Linked DNA regions of Homo sapiens: region 1 is linked to region 2. Evidence: chromatin contacts called from ENCODE Hi-C or POLR2A ChIA-PET data. All regions are on one chromosome and are shown on one strand. The core of a region is the stretch at or near the end of the contact, and the rest is flanking DNA. Distances in the headings are between cores, read along the strand shown.

What was found. Hi-C counts contacts between places; a loop is a spot of excess contacts on that map. ChIA-PET counts read pairs that join two places held with the same protein, here RNA polymerase II (POLR2A). Pooled maps may share reads with other maps.
Region 1: a pooled map shows a loop between it and region 2 (2.2-fold over the local background). The contact joins two enhancer-like sites. A Hi-C loop is called at or near these places in 1 of 168 maps with a recorded cell type or tissue (OCI-LY7) and 2 of 50 pooled maps. POLR2A ChIA-PET finds 5 or more read pairs at or near these places in 1 of 52 experiments (H1).

The regions. Positions count from the first base shown.
Region 1 is chr4:3,318,806-3,322,999 of GRCh38, reverse strand. All of the region lies in intron 2 of RGS12 (regulator of G protein signaling 12), which reads right to left. Among named protein-coding and RNA genes, the nearest start is that of RGS12, 28 kb to the right of the region's middle. Within about 2 kb of position 1,484, at least 7 of the 41 ENCODE cell types and tissues checked have a DNase peak (open chromatin) inside an H3K27ac peak, as active enhancers do.
Region 2 is chr4:3,267,870-3,271,922 of GRCh38, reverse strand. No RefSeq gene overlaps it. Among named protein-coding and RNA genes, the nearest start is that of MSANTD1, 21 kb to the right of the region's middle. RefSeq lists an enhancer at 1,174-1,711. Within about 2 kb of position 1,687, at least 3 of the 41 ENCODE cell types and tissues checked have a DNase peak (open chromatin) inside an H3K27ac peak, as active enhancers do.

The DNA.
Region 1 (4,194 bases), core at 235-2,734, 51 kb before region 2:
AGCTCTCGGGTACTCCAGTACACCCATAAGGTATTTCTCCATTCTCTGTTAATGGTCTTATCTCAGTAAGCAACAGTTGAGAAGGAACTCACTCCTGCAAATCCAACCTTCTGCGGGCAGCAGTCCTCAAGTGCTGTGGTCTCAGGACTCCTGGGAGTACCTACAAACGACTGAGCACCTCAGCGAGTCTTTATTTTTGTGGGTTTCAGCTACTGATGTTTCTCATACCAGAAATTAAACTGAGGAATTTAAAAATATGTATTCATTCATTTCAAAATTACACCAATCAATCCTTTACATATCACAAATAACATATTTTCATTTTTAAAATTTCCAAAATCCATTGTATGGAAATTTTAAGAATTTGGGTGCTGCTACTTAACCAGGTATTTTAATTAATTAATTTAATTAATTAATATAACTTTGAGTCAGTTTGCAGAGACACAGAATTAAACACGCTTGCCTTAAATGAAACACAAGGCAATCATTTTTGATGACAGAAGCATTTCGAGATCCTGGGTTCTCTTTCACATCAGCCCCTTTTGTTAGTCACAGGCCTGAATGCTTATCTCCATGAGAACCAGCTTGTGCTGGCTACAGACATTAGGCAGAGACAAAGAGCAAACTACACAAAAGGGAAAGCAGTCCACTTCCAAACATCATCTCACCCACTTCAAGAATTTCAGACCCTCAGCGAGTCTACAAGTAACTCAGCTCCCCTTCCTTGCTCCTCCCCAGAGGAGGGAGAAGCTGACAAGGATGAGCTGGCACAAGGTCACCACGTGGCTCGGTGTGCAGGGGGTTAGAGCTTTCCATCTCACCAAGGAGACGTAGAAATGCCGAGCAACAAGGGGTCTGGCTCGCTGGTCCCCAGGCTTTCACAGGAGCAAGTGGCCACTGAGGGCGGAAACCCGGGCTGAGCCTGCAGACAGCAGGATGGAGGCGGCAGTGACAAAAGCGTTGGCAAAGGACAACAATGGAGAATCTGGTGGCAGTTAGGACACAGAACTATTGGCCTTAGAGACCAACTTGTGACTAGATGCAGTATTATATTTCTTCTAATAGTCAGCTTATTTTGCATACAGATTAAGAAAGGCTGGTGCCAGTAATTTCAAAGGGAACGTTTAACATTCATAGAACTAGTAATAACTGTGTAGAGGGAATGCTGAAGATTGTTCTAGGGCTAAGGGCGAGTGCCTAAGCCAAGGACACCGTCAGCAGGGGCCCCTGCCCAGGCCTGGGCCTCAGAGCGCGCTGGACACCACATGCCTGCAGTCCACTGGGGGGAGGAGCTGACGTGGCTGTCCAGGCCGGAGCTGCTCCACAGCCACAGAAAACCCTGCCCTGGGGTGCAGGCAAGCCAAGGCGGACTCAAAAGCAGAAGCTGGGAGTGAGATGCCCTTGGGGGTGCTGAAGAAGGGTGCATACAGACGCTGGGTAGCCTAACGGGGCACTGTGCCAGACACCAAGGCATTTCTTCTCAGCGCCAAACCCACCCTGCCGTGCCCAGCTTCTGATCCTGGCACTGGGCCTTGAAGACCACATGGCTCCTGCCCAGGGGCTCAATGTTCAGCAATGGGCACAGGCACTGCCTCCCAGATGGAGTGGGGTGGACTGGCATGTGAGGGTCCCACATCGTTTTTCCTGGGGACTGGGGACAGCCACCAATCCTCACCTGGAGCTGCTTCACTCTCTCACAGCTGCGATGGACTCACAGTCCTGTCAGATAAGGCCCCTACTCTGGGTATCTAAGCCTCCCACGCCCACTTTTCTAGACTCAGCCCCTTTCCACACTGATGACCTTAGCCTTTCTTTTCTCTTTCAGCAGCTAACCTTCTTTTCCTTTGTTAACGATTCTGTATACTGAATTTTTCCTGTTCAAATTACTGCTGCGTTTCCTGTCTCCTGGCTGGATCCTGACTGATTCCACCTGAGTTTGTGCAAAGTAAAGCCCTGAAGTCCCCGTCACTAAGAATCCGGAGTCACGTGAAGCTCGCTGCCTGACACCATGGCACCCTCCAGGGGCCTCCTCTGCTCTCTCCCTCCCTGTGCCAACTCTGCTGCTTCTTCTAACTTCCAGGCACTTCCTGCATCCCTGCTGGCCCCTTCTCTCAGCACAGGCCAGCGTCCAGGTGGGGCCCTGATCGCTGCGGACGGTCACGGCCACCTTCGAAACTCTGCAGACCTGTCCACGGCGACGTCCGGACCCATCTTGTGGCCGCCTCATGACCCCTGGAAGCTTCTGCTGCTCTAACTGGGGAGGCTATGGGATCAGACTCACCTAACTACACAGGGAGGCCCACTTGGCAAAGTAAACAGCAACACTTAAACCTCAAGAGATTACAGCAGGAACCCATAAAACACAACACGTTACTACCTGTTTATTTTTAGATAGTGTATCACGCCACATTATGAAGGCCACTCCAAATCCCACACGGAGCGCCAGGGCTGTCTTGGTCCCAGCACTCACATGCCCTGTGACTGTGAGCAAGTCACCTGACAGCCAAACCTCAATCGCCTGGCCTGATGGCCTCAGGATTCCTATCAAGGTAAGGATGCACTCTGCAAAGCAGTGACCGCCACACCGTTATTTCCAACCCTGAGGACATGCTAGCTCCCCTTCTGCTCTGCTCCAGTGTGGGTGGGAACAGCCAGGACCCTCATCTTCACTGCAAAGAAGCCCAAGGCTGGCATCACAACCCCACCTATTCCCCCATGTCACCCGCCCCAAGGAGGAGTCCATTCACTGGTGGGATGGGGACGACAGCATTATCTGTCTCTCAGGTCCGCTGAGGACCATAAGCACCACTGCCAATTATCTAAAATGGCATCATACTCCCCACTGTCCAGGTCACTTTGAATTTCAAGGAGAAAGCAGGTGAAGGTGCCCTGTAATCCACAAAGAACCACATAAACACCAGTGTCAACCTTCACTACACCACAGCAGTGGAGAAAACACAGTTTTAAATATGTACTCAAAGAGATGAGGAATCTCCTGATTCCAAAGAACATTTTCACCACTTTCCAGGGCCCTTCACCTCCCATCCCTGCCCAATACAGGCAGCCCACACTGAGGCCAGCTCCCTGGGAGTGGCCCTGCCCCACCACCTACAGGCTCCACGGAGAAGTGAGGTGAGGCCCAGGGCGGGCAGGAGGGCACCTCCCTGAGAATCCAGACCAGGGCTCAGATCAAGAGACAAGGAAAGACAGCAGCAGCACGTGCAGCTGCAGAACGACTCCTCTAAGGAGGCTGAGGCCAGGCGCGTGTGGCTCATGCCTGTAATCCCAGCACTCTGGGAGGCTGAGGCAGAAGGATCGCTTGAGCTCAGGAATTCAAGACCAGCCTGGGCAAGATGGCAAAATCCCATCTTTACAAAAAATATAAAAATTAGCCAGGCATGGTAGCAAGTGCCTGTAGTCCCAGCTACTCAGTAGTCCCAGCTACTCAGGAGGCTGAGGTGGGAGGATCACTTGAGCCCAGGAGCAGGGGCTGCAGTGAGCTATGATAGAGCCACTGCACTTGAGCCTGGACAACAGAGCCAGACCCTGTCCCCAAAAATAAAGAGGATGTTGAAAATCCATATGATTACAAGTGTTTTAAAAAAAAAAATTCTATGCTTACATACATCAAAATGTTATCAGTGATCATTTTGAGGAGATAAAACGAGAAATCTGTTCTTCCTCCATTTTTTAAATTTTATTTTATTTTAGAGCCAGAGTCTCGCTCTGTCACCCAGGCTAGAGTGCAGTGGCTGCAACACAGCTCACGGCAGTCTTGAACTCCTGGGCTCAAGCGAGCTTCCTGCCTCAGCCTCCAAAGCACTCAGTTACAGGCGTGTGCCACGGCAGCCGGCTCCTTCCTTGCCTTTAAATGCTCTCAGGTGCTACATTTCATCATGGAAAACACTAGGGGAGGGGGAATCAAGTAGAAATATTCATCAAACACGGCCTTTCCTACTCCCCGGCCCTGCCTACCCAGCCAGCAGCCTTAGAGGGTCTTCTTAGGATGGTCTCAGGATGTGAACAAACACTAAAAAGGTGTCTTTACATCGTAAACAGCCGGAGTAGTTTCTCTGAAACAAAGGGAGCTAAGTGCCCACCCCCATCACCTGTCACAAGGGCCCTGGCTCCAAACACAGCACAGCCCCACACGGCAGCGCCGCCTCTGGCTGGAGGAAGTCCTTCCAGAGGGTT
Region 2 (4,053 bases), core at 438-2,937:
CCTTATTCACACACAGATAAGAAGCTTGTCATCAAGAAGATGTTATTGTAAACATGGAAAGTCCTAAAGAATTACAAAAGAAAAAGCTGTTAGGATGAATAAGTGAGTTGAGCAGGGTTGCAGGCTACAGATACAAAAATCAACTGTATTTCTAGATACTAGCAAAAAGTTAGAAAATCAATATACTGATAAATAAATTTAATAAAGGATGTATTAGACAGCTCCAAATGGTGAGATACACCATGTTCATAAATTGTAAGACAATATTTTCAACATGTCAGTTCTTATCAAGTGGGACTATGAATTCAATTCCATCTCAATACAAATTTCAGCAGGCTTTTTTGGGGATAGAAATCAATAAGGTGATTTAAAATTTATACAGAATGGCAAAATATATGGATTAGCAAAAACAGTTTTGGAAAAGAAGAAGTTTGGAAGACTTACACTAGGTGACCTGAAGATTTTCTATAAAGGCACAGTAACCAAGATAATGCAGACGCACAGACCAACAGGACCGAATGGTGTCTCAAAATAGACCCGCTCGGCCGGGCGTGGTGCCTCACGCCTGTAATCCCAGCACTTTGGGAGGCGAGGCGGGAGGTTCACCTGAGGTCAGGAGTTCAAGACCAGCCTGGCCAACGCAGCCAAACCCCGCCTCTACTAAAAATGCAAAAAAAAAAAAATTAGCCAGGCATGATGGTGGATGCCTGTAATCACAGGTACTTGGGAGGCTGAGGCAGGAGAATTGCTTGAATCTGGGAGACGGAGGTTGCAGCGAGCTGAGATCGTGCCACTGCACTCCAGCCTGGGTGACAAGAATGAAACTCCATCTCAAAAAAAAAAAAAATAATAATAATAATAGACCCCCTCCTGTTCTGTGAATTGCTTTTTGACAAAGGCACCAGACACTCGCGATAGGGAAAGGGCAGGCTTTCTAACAAACAGTTCTGGAATAACAGGGGAATCACGTGGAAAAAATGGCTCTGATATCCATTTCATTTCCTACAAAGCAATTGAGATGGACAGAGACCCAGATGTAACCACAGCTTCTAGAATACAATATGGGAAAATATCTCCCTGGCCTTGGTGAAGATTTCTTAGGACACAAAATGTTTTAGCCATAAAAAAAATTAGCTAAAATTTGATATTATCAAAAGCAAAATCTGCCCAATTGAAAGACACCATTAATTCCACTTTCCACCAGGATGGAGTGACAAGCTCTGGATTCACCTCTCCTCCATCCCTGCTTCAAATGACTGGAAAACTGGACAGAACATGGGGAATGACTGTTTCCGGGCCTTGGACTGTAATTCTAAGGACAAGAGGAAGGAGTGAGGGCGCCTTCCGTCTGAGGGCCTGGGGCTCCCCCGGCTTGCAGATTTGCTCAGAGTGGAAGGTCTTGGTCAGCCCAGGCTGCCGAGGCCCAGAGTGGGTGGGCTCCCCAGAGGGCACAGTCTGAGGTCGCAGGCTCAGCTCCAAGCCCTGAGGCTGTGGCTGTGGGGCAGGTGGACCTGGGGCTGCATTGCAGGGGTAATGGGCTGGCCTCGGGGTCCAAAGTCCAGGACACAGGTCTCCTCCACCTGACCAGGACGGTCCCATTTTCTCCCTTACAGGCAGCTGCTGAAGGTTCACCCAGGGCCTGCCTCCCGCAGCCCACACCAGGTGCCCCGGCTCCCTGGGCACGGCTCCCACATGGAGGCTGGCGCCCACTCAGGGCCCTGCTGCAGCCGCTCGGTGGAGCGCTGCTATTCTTAGCTGTAACCTAAGCAGCTGCCCATTAAAATTCCATTAGTTTCGAAGGCTGAGCGGCAGTTGATATTTCTAATTATCATGAAATTAAAATTGTCCCTGTAATTTAATGATAATTGCACAAGATGCCAGCTGGCACCCTGGGGAGCCACACTGTTCCCGAACAAAACTTGGAAAGTCTCTTGAAAGTTCTTTGAACAGGAAAAGACAAAGGCGTTTTGGAAAATGAGGGAGGTGGGGGGTCAGCCCCGTGGTTGAATCCAAATTCCGAGCGTGAATGGGCTCTCCAAACTAGGGCCTCTGCGCCAGGCGGCCGGGCGGGGAGCAGGTGGGCTGTTGGGGGAGGCCGGACTCCAGACCCCACCCGCCCTGAGCTGAGGATTAAACAAGGGAATAAGTCAGGAGTCTAACCCTGCGGGGAACTAAGGAACACGTGGTCAGTGCAGCACTGTGGGGAAGGTTCTAGAAGCTGGCAGAAGCCCTCTGTGGGGTGGAGGGGCGGTGCCTGCAGGAGGAGGAGCAGGAGGAACCCGCTGCCCCTGTGCTTCCCCTCCCCGCTCCCCTTTCGCAGGTGAGAACAGGGTTCCCAGGCGCACCTGGGAGCTGTGCTTGTTTCAAAGCCGCTCCCCAGGGGTGCGAGGCTGAGAGGTGCTCGCAGAGGACAGAGCCCCAGAACCTGGACCCCGAGCAGTAGGACAGAGCCAGCCCCTAACAACCCTGCGTGGCAGGGCCGAGCCAGCACAGCCCAGTGCCTGGCTCCACTCCTGGCCTCCTTCCTCCTGACTTGGAGACCCTGTGCAGGCCTGGGGCATGGGGTACATGGGCCACAGCCTGGGACCCTGTGTCCTCCTGGGTGGCCCTGCTGCTGTGGGGTCCTGACCTCACCCCACCACGTTGCAACCCTGGGTGTGGGGTCAGAGCCAGTCTAGGGCTGAGCAAGACCTGAGCCCTGCCCTCCCCTCCTCAGGGCCCTTCCCTTACTCACCCGTGCTGCCAGGATCTACAACCAATGCCAGGCTCCCAGGCTGCCCTGCCCTCCTCATGGACCTCCACAACGCCACCCCTGCCTGCCGCCCCCATCTTCCCCTCCTTGAGGGCCAACCCACAGCCCCTCCCCCACAGGCCCAGTGTACCCAGACCTGATCTACGCTGGCTTGAAGGCAGGATGGGGTCAGATTTGACTCTGTGTCCGCAGAGTCCGGTGACTGGACAGTCCCCAGATCTGGGGCCCCGTGGAGCCTGGTGAAGTGACAATGGTGTGTGCCTAGGACTGGACCCCTCCTGCAATGTCGGCAGCCTGGGGACAGCCCTGCAGAGCTCAAAATCACACCGGCTTTCATAGCACCCCACGGGCAGAGAGCGCTCCCTAGCCCAGCTGCAGCTCCTGCCACCCCGCCCGCTGGCTGTGCCCCAAGGCCATCTCCTTCTTGGGGAACTTTGCTGACAGTGGCACCACATTCTGAAGGTTTTTCCTGCCTTTCTCCTCAGGCTGCCCTCCCGGCCTGTGGGTGGTCTGCTGGCCCAGGAGGCCCAGGTGACAGTGTGACCCCACGTTTCCCACCACATCAGCCTTCCAGCCTGCAGCAGGTGGAACCTTACCTCCTCCCCACGCCCCATTCAGCAGCCTCACGAGCCAATGCCATGCTGTAGGAGTTGAACCTGTCATTTTCAACACTCCCTCCCCTTTTGGGCACTAAATTCCCTCTCAAAAATTGCATTTGGCTTCAAACGTGGAAATAACGCTGGCATGGTTGGGAATTTTATTTCTGTCTCCCACAGAAGCAGCCAGGCCCAGGTGACAGCCCACAGTGCCCTCAGGCCCCTCCGCTCTGGTGGGCGTGGCCCTCACCCTCAGGACTGCCTCAGGGCCCTAGAAGGCCGATGGAGAGCCAGACACCTCCTCCACCTCGTCTGTTTGCGCAAGAAGCAATATGGAAAGGAAAAGCCTACCTGCCTGCCCCTTTAAGGCAGTTTGCCAGATTTGGCAGGAACTTCTTCAGGTATCTCACTTGTCTCATGGGACCCTGCAGGCTCCTAGATAAGATTGCTGGATCCCTGCAGCTGGCTGCCCCGGCTGCCGACCTCTGTGCACCTCAGGGCGGCCTGAGGTCAGGGCTGGTCAGCAGGGCCCGGCAGGAAGGAGGCTGCACACAGCAGGAGGAGCCGACAAACCGGCACCTGCGGGATGCCTGCATCCCTGTCTTGCTTCTCCTGACCATCAGTGGCCTCTGCCAACCATGGCCCTGACCTCCTGCCTCCCAAATCCCCGCTGCCTCACCTCTGACCCCATCTGTCTGCTCTAGA